Regions from separate parts of the Homo sapiens genome. Here region 1 is linked to region 2. Evidence: chromatin contacts called from ENCODE Hi-C or POLR2A ChIA-PET data. All regions are on one chromosome and are shown on one strand. The core of a region is the stretch at or near the end of the contact, and the rest is flanking DNA. Distances in the headings are between cores, read along the strand shown.

The links. Hi-C counts contacts between places; a loop is a spot of excess contacts on that map. ChIA-PET counts read pairs that join two places held with the same protein, here RNA polymerase II (POLR2A). Pooled maps may share reads with other maps.
Region 1: a loop to region 2 is called in a map of natural killer cell, with 4 times the contacts of the local background. The contact joins two enhancer-like sites. A Hi-C loop is called at or near these places in 1 of 168 maps with a recorded cell type or tissue (natural killer cell) and 4 of 50 pooled maps. POLR2A ChIA-PET finds 5 or more read pairs at or near these places in 1 of 52 experiments (SK-N-SH).

What each region holds. Positions count from the first base shown.
Region 1 is chr10:62,383,247-62,390,251 of GRCh38, forward strand. It overlaps ZNF365 (zinc finger protein 365), which reads left to right. Exons shown (of 5, transcript NM_014951.3): 3 at 5,150-5,330. Among named protein-coding and RNA genes, the nearest start is that of ZNF365, 12 kb to the left of the region's middle. RefSeq lists an enhancer at 370-1,569. Within about 2 kb of position 1,690, at least 5 of the 41 ENCODE cell types and tissues checked have a DNase peak (open chromatin) inside an H3K27ac peak, as active enhancers do.
Region 2 is chr10:61,988,891-61,996,643 of GRCh38, forward strand. The region is part of intron 3 of ARID5B (AT-rich interaction domain 5B); the gene reads left to right. Among named protein-coding and RNA genes, the nearest start is that of ARID5B, 91 kb to the left of the region's middle. Within about 2 kb of position 3,206, at least 26 of the 41 ENCODE cell types and tissues checked have a DNase peak (open chromatin) inside an H3K27ac peak, as active enhancers do.

The DNA.
Region 1 (7,005 bases), core at 440-2,939, 390 kb after region 2:
CCTGAACTCACTGATTTTATGGTCAAATGGGGAAATGGCACACTGGTTCATTGTGATGTGCATGGTGATAAGGTACAAACTTCTGTGGAAAACACAGTAGGCCATGTCATGTACACCTGGGCATGTGTCTGAGAATACTCCCTGGCAAGAGAGTCTGAGGTTAGAGGAATAGTTAATTGATAATTAATTGTGGGGGCTTGGGAAGAGGAGGAGGAATGACCCTGGCAGAGGGAACAGCATATCCAAAAGTAAGTGTGGCTCAGTGCAAAAATGAAGGAAGTTAAAATAGACATAAGAAATGGTTTGTTGATAGTAGATTATAATACATGATAGGATCAACGTGTTGTCACTCATTAAAATGCATAGTTCAATGCCTGTGCAAAATTGCAGTGAGCACCACAGTGCGTGAACGCATATTTCCATTACTCTCTGCACATGCTTCTAGGGTGTATTGGTCACATGATAGCATGTCTTTGATTTTTCTGAATTAACCTGTCTTTAACCCATCTCAGAAGAAGTAACTGAGAGGATTCCATCTGTAAAAAATGAAATAATATTATCTATTTTTCAGACCATATGGTCATCCTGTAAATTAATGAACGCATGTGTGAATGGATATAACTGAAGGTTTGGCTCTCTGGAAAGGGCTTTTTCCCTCATTGCTCCTCTTCTACTGTGTTGGTTTCTGGATACCTATCCATCTGACAGATTTCCAGATCTGGAAATCATTCTGCATAATAATGAGCTTCAAGGTCAGTTTCTTATATTGTACTGGTATTTTTTTTTTTAGTGTCAAATATTGCTTTAAATAAGCATGTTTTCTACTGAAGCCTAAAACCTCTGATTTAATAATATTTGGCCTTTTTTTTTTTTTTTAAATAAAGAAGAAGTCGAAGATGGGGCCGGAAGTGGCTTAGAACCAGTTAAATTTCCCCAACACTGGTCTGCACCCACACCCTGATTGAGTTTCACTCAGGTTGGCCCTTATCTTCTCATCTGGCCTTCCAGCTTTCACACTGTATTCTGAGTCACAGGGTTGAGAACCAGAAATAAAACCACACAAGTCTTCTACTGTTCTGTCCGATAGCATCATATTATTCTTCTTCTTAGTCACTTTTAACTAGCTTTGTAATTACGTGTTTATTTCGGTATTTCCTTCTTTCATTGTTTGACTCTCTCACTACATGTATCCATTATATGCTAACGTAAATAACATATTTTTATGAAAAATAACTGTTTTCCCAAAAATAATTTAGTGAAAAGAGCGGTATTGTTTTAAAAGTTTATGTGTGGCTTCATAGAAGGCAGCTGGACTTTGGTAGTTCCACATTCAGTCTGTTGCAAATTTGTTGTTTTGGTTGAAACAGATGAAGAAAATCTAGTCTCCCACAGATACATAGTAGGAAATGGAGGGGTATTTTAATAGCCTTCTCAGATAATCATGGATATTTTGCTTTGATGCTGTGCCAAATGTGACAGTTGGTAGTTTCTTAAAGAGTCATTGCAATGTGGGATCTGAAACCATATCAGTGAACATTTTGTACTTTCTTACGTTGAAATCTATTGGTCTGTCTTGCACTTTGAATGGATATTTTATTGTTTGGAGTGTAATTATGAAAGAGGTTACAAATGCAATGTGTTTAACCCCTTTTCTTTTCCATTCAGAAAAACCCCAAGATTCTTTGGGGAAATAAGAGGTGGTTCTGGATATTCATCCAGACTGAACAGGATGTGAATGAACGGTGGATCTGAGATGTACACACATGATATTCCACAATTAGTCACTTGGTTTTGATCCCTTTTTCATCTAACAAAGATACCCTACACAATCTCAGTATGATGAACTTCTCCAGTCTTTCTCTTGTGTTTAACCTGTCTTTTAAAACAAAATCATAGGATACCATCAAGCTTGTTTTAACTGTTTTTTTCCACCCTAGTTGATGTAATACATCTACAAACTGAAATTAGGTTAGCAGTTTGTGCCAGGTTGGTTGAAAAATACAGAAGGTATTAACTTCTCAGCTTCAGGGCACAAGATAATTGGTTGAGAGAAGTTAGAAAAAAGATCCTTCTTTTCTGTGACATGGCATAACATTCCAGGAGCGTATTAAAATTAATATTAAAAATTAATATCAGCATTAATATTAATTTTTAAAAGTTTCATGTAGAAACAGTGGCAAAATATGTGATTGAAAAATACAGCCACAATCATAAAAGGTGTTGCATTCAAATTTGTTCTCTTGCTTTTGTGATGCTAATCCCCTGAGATTAAGCCATCAAATGTTGCTGTCTTCGCATATGCTAGACTGTATAGCATGAAAGCCCTGGAATGGTAAATGTGCACAGAGATAAATGACAGGAAAAAAATATACTGGATATTGACAGTAGTTGCTTCTGAGTGGTGGGATTTTGGGTCATTTTTAGTTTCTTCCTTGTCCTTTATAAACATTAATTACAACAAATACTTATTCAATATTGTGTGTCAAACACAAATGTGTTGAGTGCTGGACTTAGAACAGAGAACAAAAGCTGATTCTGTCCCTGCCCAGTTGAATCCTCCAAAAGGTCAATTTTTATATTTTCCTTAATATATGTGAACCATTTCCATAATAAGATGTAGGAAATATTGACCGAAATGAATTTTTAAAAATGGTACTTTTTTTTTTAACTTTTGGTTGTTTGCCCTGTAAGTACAGTTTGGAGACAGTTGCATCATTCAGTTATCCTAAATATCTCCCAGGAAATCTCTACAACAGGCTTGTAGAAATTTGGATTCTCAGACTCCAAATGAATTGAAGCCTTAATGTTGGAAATAAGAAGTAGTAACCATTTTCCTGTGGTGTATTTCCAGAATACTCCATCCCAAAGGACCTAAACCATAAGCAAGAACCATGAAAGGGCTGGGGATGCATTCACATGGGCCCGCCACTCGTTTGCTGCTAGTTAAAGTTTGTGGCTCATGTAGGAAGCAGATCAAAGTGAATGACGGTAGAGCTTAAAAATTGGCTTGTGTTCATGGCCTGAATAATGAAGACCTTGAAAAGTACACATCTTCTATTGAGGGCTAATATGGAAACATCTGGAAATAAACTTGAAACTTGACGATGAAAAAAATTCTTTTCCAGAAGGACTCTTATTTCTTGTGTGTGGATATTTCTTAGCTACTGAAAGATGATGGAATTATTATGGAATTAGGGTTTATGTTTGATCCTGGTTGGGAAACTAGAAAAAACAGGGGCTGGTATCACTAGCATTTCTTTGAGTGAATCATTATTAGAGCCAGCCTGTTGTCTGTTTTTATACATATGTAATTCCCAAAGTTTTGTAAGGATGTGTGATTCTATAGGAAGTGTCAGAAAAGTTTCAGTATGGCCATGTGTGGCGTAATGTATTTGTGAGAGAAAAATCATGACTAATTGTAAAAGTGGCACACTGACTATTAGTACAGAAGAAAAGAGCTGGAGGTCACTACCAGCTATTTTGCAAAGATCTTATGTAAAACTCTGACTTCCTGAGCTAGACTTCCCTGAAGTTCTACTCCCAAGAGAATTACAGAGCTCAGTGGAAAATAAAGATCAAGTGGAGGTTGAGAAGATGTAGAGAAGCCAATGAATTTAATTAACTGTCTAGAACAACTGAATGAGGTTGGATTAACAAAAATTAGCATTCACGAATCAAAATTGAAAGAGCCTGAAAGGACAGAAAGTAGAGTCTTTAGAATCTTGTGTAAGTTGAACATGGCAAAAACAGTGAGAGGCCATTCCTTGAAGACTGAGAGAGATTTTGGAGACATGTAAAGGAAATACTACCCAACGGACAGTAAAATTATGGAACTCATTAGCTCCCCTGGGACTTGCAGAACATACAAGGGTGATGACTAAAAGGATATTCATGGCTTCTTATTAAGTGAAGACAATAGGGTAGAGAGAACTCTGGCAATATACACCTATTCATAGTGGTGATTACTGGGTCCTTGGCCTAGGAAAGAGGGTTGGAGAGAGGGGAATTGAGAGTTGAGAGCAAGGTAGGAAAAGAAGGAAAACCGTGTATGTGTGCTTGGGTGGGTGTGTTTGGGGATGAGTTTGATGTTCATGAGGATGGCTACCAAGATAATGGTGGTGGTCTCAGGATAATGGAGTTTCAGGTGATCTTTCCTTTTTTATATTTCTAATGGGTTATTTGAATTTTTTAAATAAAGAGCTTATTTATAAATCAGAAAAAAATACTATTTTCATATTTCCATTAAAAATGAAAGCAAAATATAAGATGGTAATAAAGTTATTAGAATTTTTCTGGATTTGTAATCTACTTGTGAATTATGTAGATAAAGGAGTAGTTGAAGTATTTTGCTCAGCTTCTTAGGGGAGGGCAACCCATGCATTGCTTCTCTTATGTCAGCATTAGAATAGTTTTCCCGGTGGTCTTTGGGTTGACCTCGTGGTAGCTGTATGGGCTGTTTTGTTCTAAGCTCTAAGCTAAAAAATATACTGTTGGACAAGATGACTCATTTGATGTGCTGTTTTGGTGCTCAGCTCGGCCTCTTGCTCCTATACTTTCTCTCCCTGTAGAGTTTTCTCTCCCAATCGCCAGACTTTAAAAATCCAAGTCAGAGCTTGTCTTAAAAGCAATACATCCAATGGTTTCCCATCTCATTTGTAATAAAACCAGAAGTCTCACAGTGACCTGTGAGGTCCTACCTAGCTCCCTCCTCCATGTAGACCCCCTTGCTGTACCTCAGACCCATCTGCTGTCCCTGGTTTGCTCTTCCTAAACACCTGCATGGCTTCTTCCACAGGTCTCTGTTCAAATGTCACCCCATTCAAAAGGTCGTTTCTAACTTTGCTTTTTAAAATATTATTCACTCCTTTCCTTCCTCTGTCACTGTCCCCTTGCACCCAGTTTCAATTTTCTTAGCACTTATGACCATCTGACATATATTTATTTGTTTGTTTTATAGTGACTATCTTCCTCTATTAAAATACAGTCTGTAAATGTAATCACAAAGAGGTGATTACCTCTCTCGTCATTGCCATGGAGTACTGCCTAGGGTGTTAACTGACAAATAGTAGGCACTCAATAAATATGTGTTGAATGAGTGAATTCCTTGCCTTATATTTCCCTTTTGTGTTCTGACATTTTTGCCTTGCAGAGAAGTTGTCACATTCAACCATTTCCTGGAAGCGGCAGCTGAGAAGGAGGTTCAAGGGAAAGCCCGGCTCCAGGACTTTATTGAGAATCTGTTACAGCGGGTAGAACTGGCGGAGAAGCAGCTTGAGTACTATCAGAGCCAGCAGGCCTCTGGCTTTGTCCGTGATCTCAGCGGGCACGTGGTGAGTCACCCCGGGCCAGCCACCGAGTGTAAGATCCCTGTGGTTGGTGAGAATGGGCTGAGGACAGAGAAAAGGGAGCTGGGTGACTTGCAGGGACTCTCTAGACATCATTTGAGAGCACTGCCTGGGCCATGCCTGTATTGTGGAAATGTTACTGGGGAGTCCAGGACGCCTGGAAGTAAGGTAAATGCTGCATGTGCCGTTTTCAGTCGCTCTTCACCCTCCCACTCCACATCATGCTGAGTTGGTAGAAATATATATATTTTAAATTTGTAAAATAGAAGAGTTTGAAGTATCCAAAGAAATCATTCATTTCAATTTTGATGTTCAAGTAGCTCAGAAGTTATTATCATGTTTTGGAGGTCTTCAAGAGAATCTTACGAAATTCAGTAAAGTAAGATCAAACCACATACACATTTTTTTCCTTAATGGGGGGCAAGCACTGTTCAACAGTCTCTATAAGTTAAAATTCTTCATATAGATTTTCAAAAAGACTGAAAGATTCACAAGTGATAGTTCTAGGGTAGATTCCTGCATACAGTTTTGCATATAGTTTCAGGAGTTTAAGAAACGCCTAAAGCCCAGATGAGATCCCTGGATGTGGATAAAGATCCAGGTTCTCATAGGGGGCTTGATCAGGATTCCCTTGGTCTCGTTGGAGGGCGGAGGGAGGTACAAATAACCATACTCTAGGTCGATGGGGGGCGGGGGTGGGTGGTCATATTTGCCCTGTCTACGGTTTCCTACAACAAAACCAAGGAAATATTTTGGATACCCCAAAGCGGTTTATTTATAACATTTTCATTACTTATTGAACTTTATTTATGCTTACCTCCTTCCTAGCAGATTTAAAAATAGTTTTGTTTTTTTTTTTACTGCTTCCACCCCCGCAGCAAATGGGCTCTATTATAAGGAAAAGAAAATAGGCAACATTTATGCCGATCAAAAGATTAGCAAGGTTGCTATTGGTTGATTTAAAAGTTTACTTAGAGCTTTCTGGAAGCCAGGGTGAAAAGGCAACATGATTAAATAAGAAAACTAATTGTCCAGATGAAGGAATGAAATGAAAGGCAGGTGGATAAAAGAAGGAACAGCAGAGAGGAAGGGAGGAAGGACGGAAAGAAATGAAGAAATCCTACATGGTGCTTGTTGTAATCATGTACACTTGGCCTTAGCGCAGCTCAGTGATATAAGCCCCAGAACTTTCCAGAACAAAAAGAGACTGGAAGGAAGTGTGTTACATCTGTGAGGTTTCAGGTGCTATATTCAAAGAAGTCTCATCCATGTAACATATTTATTATTTTCTGGGTGGATGTCTGTGGTCTTCTACGTAAAATGCTTCTGAGGGGGAAGTCACACCACACTTTGATCCCTCTCCATCTCCTCCTTGGGAAACCATGAGCGTGTCCAGCCTTGACTAGCTGTGGCTGGAGGGACTATCTGAGCCTCTTTCTGCCGTCTTCTTTCATCCTGCCCTCTTAAGAGAGGGTTGGGGCATGAGGTTATGGTGCCCAGATGTGAGGTGAAAAGGCCTGAAAATGCCTGGCTTCCGGTTTATTCTTACTCTGCTTCTGACTGGGCAAGATAGTTAGTCTTCCTGGGCCTATATTTCTTCTGTAAAATGAAGGGGTTGGATTCAGTGCTTTCCAGGTTGTTTTGGCCTCTTAACTTGTGT
Region 2 (7,753 bases), core at 1,956-4,455:
AAAAATAATGTAAATATGTCACTAGTAATCTTTTTTTTTCTTTTACTTTTTTTTTTTTTTTTTGAGTCTTGCACTGTCGCCCAGGCTGGAGTGCAATGGTGCAATCTCGGCTCACCGCAACCTCTGCCTCCTGGGTTTAAGTGATTCTCCTGCCTCAGCCTCCCAAGTAGCTGGGACTACAGGCATGTGCCACCATGCCTGGCTAATTTTTTGTATTTTTAGTAGAGACGGGGTTTCGCTGTATTAGCCAGGATGGTCTCGATCTCCTGATCTCAAGATCCGCCCACCTCAGCCTCCCAAAGTGCTGGGATTACAGGCGTGAGCCACCGTGTGCGGCCAGTAATCACTTCTATTGATCACATGTTAAAATAATATTTTGGATATACTGGGTTAGATAAAATAGCTTACTAAAGTTAATTTCACCTGTTTTCTGTTTACATTTTCAATGTGTTAATTACAAGTTGGCTCACATTGTGTTTCTATTGAATAATGCTGCTCTAAAAGATTTTTGAAAAAAATAATCCATGTATTCCTTTGCCCAGTTTTAAGTGGACATCTACATTTTTAATCATGTTTTGAATAAATTTTGTGTTAATAAGTAAAAAATGTTAAACATGATAGGAAATGAAATAAGATGGTGATTAACTATAATTAGAAGACATATTACATATGATTTGATAAAAATCTGAAGTTTAAATCTGTGTTTAATAAAGCACAACAGTTCTAAAATAAATTATCTAAAATTTTTATGCATAGGTTTATGCAGTTTATGTCAAAAAATCTGGTAGCCTTGCCGTGCATTCCAGCTACACTTTAATGGATCAGCATCGTTAACCTTTATTAGTTTGGCTTTTCTGAATTTAGAGCATCATAACACAGGCCAAAGTACTCTATTTCTAATGCTAAGCTTCCTCTTGAACAGAACTATGTGCAAAAAGGGAAAGATCAAAAGGCTATGGCTTGAGGTTCCTTGATAGATCAATAAGGAAGCATCTCCAAAACCAATACTTTGATTTGACTCTTTAGTGCTCATAATAGGACTAGGGATGGAGGATGGGTGAAGAAGGAGATGGGCTGTTCTGATTGCTGGCTCATTCTTGGGCAGATGCATTAGGGAGTGGAGTAGTATCTAAGTTGAAGATCTGCCCCATCCCTATGTAGGTTCCCTTTAAAAAGTCTTCTCGTACCCTCAAAGGAGAGATTCACCATTTTGAAGACCACTGATTTAAGATGAGTCACTGACAGAGGCAAGAGGCCTTTTCCCTTCTTTCCTTGTTGAGCTGCCCCAGAAGCCCTGCGGTAAGGTGAAGGAAAACAATGCAACCTATAAAAGTGCTCTTGACACAGATGTTAGCTCCCAGAAGTCAGTGCAGTTGCAGAGGTGGCTCAGCACTTAGAGCATGGTGGACAAACTCCTCAAGTGGCGAGATTATTTTATTTTTTAAAGTCACTAAAATGAGATGACTGCCTAACCACATGACCCTTTGTCTAAAAAAGGCCTGCCAGGCAGTGGCTACAGTCATGTTGGGCAGATAACCTTCTCCAGATTCCTTCAGCCTTTTAGGAAGTGTCATTGGTTCAGAGCCTGTGGTGAACTAATGAAATGACTGCTCTTATCCTTTGGAAGAAGGCTCAGATGTTTACTGCAACACTGTCTGTAGGCAATTACATTTGTCAGCACTCTCAAAGGTCTAGGAGGGATACCAAAGAATTAGGACACCGATTCTGTGCCCTCCAGGATATATTCTAGTTGTGGATTGGAGAGACACCACTTTTCCTCCCCAGAGCAACCAAGCATGCATCTACACAGAAAATATAACCCTTCCCAGATGTTCCCCTCTTTGTCATTGTTGTGTAAAATAGACATAACATAAAATTTATTATTTTAACCATTTTTAAGTGCACAATTCAGTGGCATTAAGTACATTCACAATATTGTGTAACTGTCACCACTATCTATTTCTAGAACTTTTTCACCATTCCTAACAAAAACTTTGTATGCATTAAGCAATAGCTCTCCATTCCTTCCAACCCTCCTAGACCCCCTGCACCTAGCAACTTCTATTCTATTTTCTGTCTCTATGAGTCACCCTGTTTTGTGATTCCACTTTTAAATACCTCGTATAAGTGGAATCACAATATTTATCCTGTACACACACACACACACACACACACACACACACCAAATTTTGTTATCTGTTCATCTATTGAGGAACTATTGGGTTGTTTCTACCTTTTGGCTATTTTGTGATAATGCTACAATCAACATTGGTATGTAAATAACTGTTTTTGAGTCCTTGTTTTTAATTCTTTGGAGTATATACCTAGGAGTGGAATTATCACATGGCAATTCTGTATATAAATTTTTAAGGAAGTCCCATACTTTTTCATCATGGCTGCACCATTTTACATTCCCACCAACAATGCACAGGGGTTCCTATTTCTCCACATCCTTGCCAACACTTGGGATTTTTTTCTTTTCATTTTTATAATAGTCATCCTACTGGGTGTGAAGTAATATCTCACTGTGGTTTTGCTTTACATTTCCCTAATGAAGAGCATTTTTTAAGATGCCATTTATATATATTCTTTGGAGAATCATCAAAGTCCTTTGCCATTTTTAAATTGGTTTGTCTTTTTGTTACTGAGTTGCAGGAGTTCTTTATGTATTCTAGTTATTAATCCCTTATCAGGTATATGCTTTGCAAATATTTTCCCCCTCTCCAAGACTGTCTTTTCACTTTATTGATAGTGTCCATTGATGCACAAAAGCTTTTAATTTTGATGAAGTCCAGTTGTCTATTGTTTGTTGTTTTCTTATGTGCTTTTGGTATTATGGTTAAAAAATCATTGTGGAGGCCAGGCACGGTGGCTCACGCCTGTAATCCCAGCACTTTGGGAGGCTGAGGTGGGCGGATCACCTGAAGTCGGGAGTTCGAGACCAGCTTAAATACCATGGAGAAACCCTGTCTCTACTAAAAATACAAAAAAATTAGCTGGGTGTGGTGGCGCATACCTGTAATCCCAGCTACTGGGGAGGCTGAGGTAGGAGAATCGCTTGAACCCAGGAGGTGGAGGTTGCGGTGAGCTGAGATCACGCTATGGCACTCCAGCCTGGGCAACAATAGCGAAACTCTGTCTCAAAAAAAAAAAAAGTGAATGGCTGACTCTAGCCAAAGTTTAACCCATGTGACGGGGAAGCAAGTTAAGGTAAGTCAGGCCCCATAGAATAACACCTCATATGTGGTAACAACTTTACCTACATGTCAATCTGGCCATGAAGTCTCACCTGTTGCATAATCCCTGTCTAGTGTGACATTTAAATTTAAATGTGGCTAAGATGAACCCTATGGCAATAAGCTGCAAAATTCTCAAGATAAAAAGTGGCTCCCGGTCGTGGCTTAGAATTCAGTGACCCTTTGGGACAACCTTGGAGGTGGAGTTGGCTTTCTTCCCACTGCGTTCATTTGTTACTCAGAGTGGTAGCAGTGTTTGGTTATAGTTTAGTTTTGTGATGTTTTTTTTCTTGAGTGATGAAGCAATAGTGAGGGCAAAAGCTGATAGTAACATTTTGATACATATTTTTGTATTTGTCTATGCCTCTATTTTAAGTGGTTTGCTTTTGAAAACAGCTGGTTCAAACCCTTGGTTTTGGGTTTGAAATATTCTTTGTTTTGTTTGCATCCATGTACTGATATATTTTTCCCACATTTACTTTTTTTTAAGTTCTCCAGTGATGTTTTCGTTGCCTATCCTGGGAAGATCTGTGTTTCCATTTAGCAAAACAAATGGCAAGCTGGGGACCATTTAAAGTAGTTTTTTTTTAGTTAATAAAGCCAAGCCAATCTCCTTGTTCTGTTATGTTAAAAGTACATTATCTTTTTATTGCCAGTTCTGTATGGCTAGTTCTGTTTTCTGTCTCAGCAATCTCAGGGCTGCCCCACTTGCTTACTGTGTCGAGAATTACAAAATCATTAAGGGTGGGGCAGCACCAGCTGACTTACAGTACAAACCATTTCTCAAAATAACCACAACAGTGCAATACTGATGTGTAATTTACGTCACAGTTTGTTTTTATGAAATAGTTTGTGGCATTTTCATTTCTATTCCGGATGGAATCTTGTTCTCTTTCCCTTTTAATCAGGCATTTAATTTATTTTTATTATTAATATTTTCCACTCCTTGTTTTGGCATGCCTCCAATTTAACAGCTTTGATGAGGAAGGGAGATACACACACACACACACACACACACACACACGCACACACAACTGATCTTCCCTGACTCCAACTCTTCAACATCAGTTTAACTGCAAATGTGTTTTCCCCTTTGATGTGTACTAACTTTGGGTACTAAGTTTACTACCTTAAGAGAGATTGAAAAATACGGCAGGACACAGTACACATTTACATAGAGCTATAACCACGAATTGATAAAGTTGATGTACAACTTTGGAATTTTAAACACTTTCAACCAATTCAAGCTATTTAGTCATATGCTCTGCTGCATTTTCCTTTTACAAATGTCTTTCTGTATAATGTCCTGTAATTAGAACAGGAAATCATTGAGTAACTGCAAGATGAATAAGAGCACTTAGACTGAAAGGAAAATTACCTTCCGAGAAATTATATTCTCTTTTTTTTTCTTCATGTTACAATGTTGGTAATGATAGTAACAGCTGTAGCTACTCTTATCTGTAGAATTTTCATGCTTAGGTTTTCTGGAATAAAAATTTCATTTTCAGTAATAATAAAAAATGCATGGACAGAAAATAGGAAATGCCTAATTGTGACAAATATTCGGTGTCACAACAGAGCAGCAATTAAATGGAAACTTCAATATAATTGTCAATAGCAGTAAGAATTGGAATAGCGCCAGGTATATAAAGTTGATGCTTTGCCGTTGGTTGGTTGCTAGGAGCACAGTGAAAAGTATAAAGCTTTGAGAAAAGAATGTCTAATGTAATAAAGTAACAGGAGGAAGCATAAATCATTGTGAGAACCTCACATATTGACATTATTTTGCTTAAATTGTTTCAAAACTAGACATCAAGCTTTATAACGTGAGCACATTCATATTTCCTTTAAAAAAAAAAGGAGAAAGAAAACTGTATGTTGTCTTTGAAGCACAAGGGACATTGTGTCTCAAACTTAGCCTTCATACATATTTGGAATCTTTTAAGTGAAAATCTTTAAATGTTTGTTTCTATTGGCATCCAAATGCATTTGCCCTAATACGATTAAGAGAACTAAAGGGCAAAATACTTGGCAGATTTTTCAGTTGAGGTAATTAGGTGCAGGAAGGAACATGCATATTTTTTCCACTAGGCTCTATAAAATCCTGGGGCGAAGGTTTTTTTTTAAAAGATTTTTTTTAAAAAACTTACTGATGTTAGAAGTAGATTATAGTGGTTTTCAGTAAGCATAATAGTGTGATGTTTCCGAAACAAGCCTCCCCTCACCCCAAGAATGAAAAAGAAAGTTACATTTCTAAATTGTTGTGTAAGAGATAAAAGCAAATTTCTCCTCTGGAATTTATGTTTTCAGCCTCCGTGCATTTGGCCGCCATTATCTATTTTCAAAAAATAGCATTATGGATATTTGAAAGTCAATGCTCCATTAATTCATTGTGTTTGCTATTTCATGCATCTCTCTTTGTACAAAGACAACTTGAGCAACCTGCTATTCAGAATGAAGGCCTGCTCTTACCCTTTCTCCCCGACTCCTTCCCCACCCCCAGCCCAACTCTGAGGATTAAAGCAATGGTATACAGTTACTGTTTGAAAAGCTTGGGTGGAGTCTCATGTTATAATTACAGTTTCGCTATGGAATTCTGTTTCGGACTTTGAAATATATAAATAAGTAAAAAATTGACATTGAGAGAGGTTAACAAAACGTGTAATTAAGAGTCATTTTGGTTGAGCATTACAAGCAGTGTACTTTAGGTATTAACTTTTAATAGGCAAAGTTCTTTTTATTGAAGTTGAAATGAGGTTTAGTAATGTTGGGTCTCTTATTCCCTTTGAATGTTTCATTTTAAAATAGGCATTCACTTTTTTTTGGTATAGGAGAAATTCAGGAATGGGATGACATTTTAATAGAATATCATAATTATGGTTTAAAATTTCAGTCTTGGTTACTAGCAATTTATTACAGATCATTTTCTGTTGACTGAAGTCAAGTAACGTATATGTAACCCAACCAGCTACAACCAACTAGAGTGTGTTAGAAGAATACTCCTAGGGGTACTTTGATTTCTTTTTCTCTATGGGTGTGGTTGAAAGAAAATCTGTGTTCCAGGAACACTTTGTTTGTCTTTTACAAAACAAATGTGCAATTTATTCATTCTTAGATTTATCTGCTTTCCCTATTATGAATTGGAAGGGTGAAAATATCTTACACAGCATTTATTGGCAGCCCTTGTTTCATGGGTAACTTTGCACAGGAGTGTTTACTTATGTGTATATGAAATGCGTGGGCAAGAAAGAAGTAGCCGAGGAATTTAAATAATTCTTGAAAGGACTATTTGGCTTTATTTGTTTCCTGGTGTACTAGGGCAAAATAAAATATGCCGACCATTGAACACTTTAGTATTTTTATAGCTGTATCAGAAGGAAGTTAATTTAATGCAAAGGCTTAGGAGGCAGTTTTAGGATCACAGAATTTTAGATCTGGAAATCTCTCCCCAAACTCAAAATTTTATACTCTGTTATACACACCTTTCATATAAAGTTGACCATATTTTGTCTTGAGGAAAAAAAAAAATGTTTTCACCAATAAAATAAACTGCAAAGAAGAGACCTGGACCCAGACTGTTTTACTCAGTGAAACTTCAACCTAGCTTCAACCTTGGCTTTTCCAGGTCCCACTTTGACTCTGTATCTTTCCCTTTTACTTTTCACTTAGAATGCTTTGTAAACTTTCCTAGGAGTCCTCAAGGTCTCGTGGGCTTTCTCCAGTTTGGTAAATATTAAAGGCAACTCCTCTGGGGATGTCTAATTGCAAGGTTGGAAATCTGCCTCTGTCCAAACAATGCCAAAATTCTGGTCCAAACGGGAGGTTCTGTTCATAAGCAACAAAGTTATCATTTGTGTTTTGCCCCACCAAGCATTGCCACAATAGACCAAGCCCCAGCTGTGCCTGTAGCCTCTTAGTGTGTGGAAGGAGGTTGATGAAAGGTAGGGGTTCTAGGCTGGCAACACATAGAGTTGGGACTATTTCCTATCACATGCATAGAAAGTAGAAAGTTAATGTACATGAATGATGTATCAATAATGTTAAATCATTACAGTGGAAATTGCAGTGTTCCAAAATAATAAGTAACAAGCTAACCTAAGGAGAGTAGAATTCTGGCTTCCAACTGGCTGAATTCTACAGTCTTACATCAAACAGAAGTCTTATATTTGACTTGATCAAAGGCCACCATCCTCGTCCCTAATAGTGTAAACCAGTTAAATCTCTGTTATTATTATTACTATTATTATTTGAGACATTTTATCCTAATGAAAAGTCCACCAAACTGGGAGTTCAAAGATTGGGTTATAAGTCCCAGCTACTCAGGAGGCAGAGGTAGGAGGATTGCTTGGGCCCAGGAGTTTTGGGTCCAGCCTGAAGAACAGAGAGAGGCCCATCTCTTAAAGAAAAAAAAGGATTGGGTGGTTATAGTCTCAAATTGGGGAATATTAACAACTAGTAATGCCACTAATAAGGTTGTTGTGAGGAACAAAAGAGACGTGAAAACACTATATAAAAAA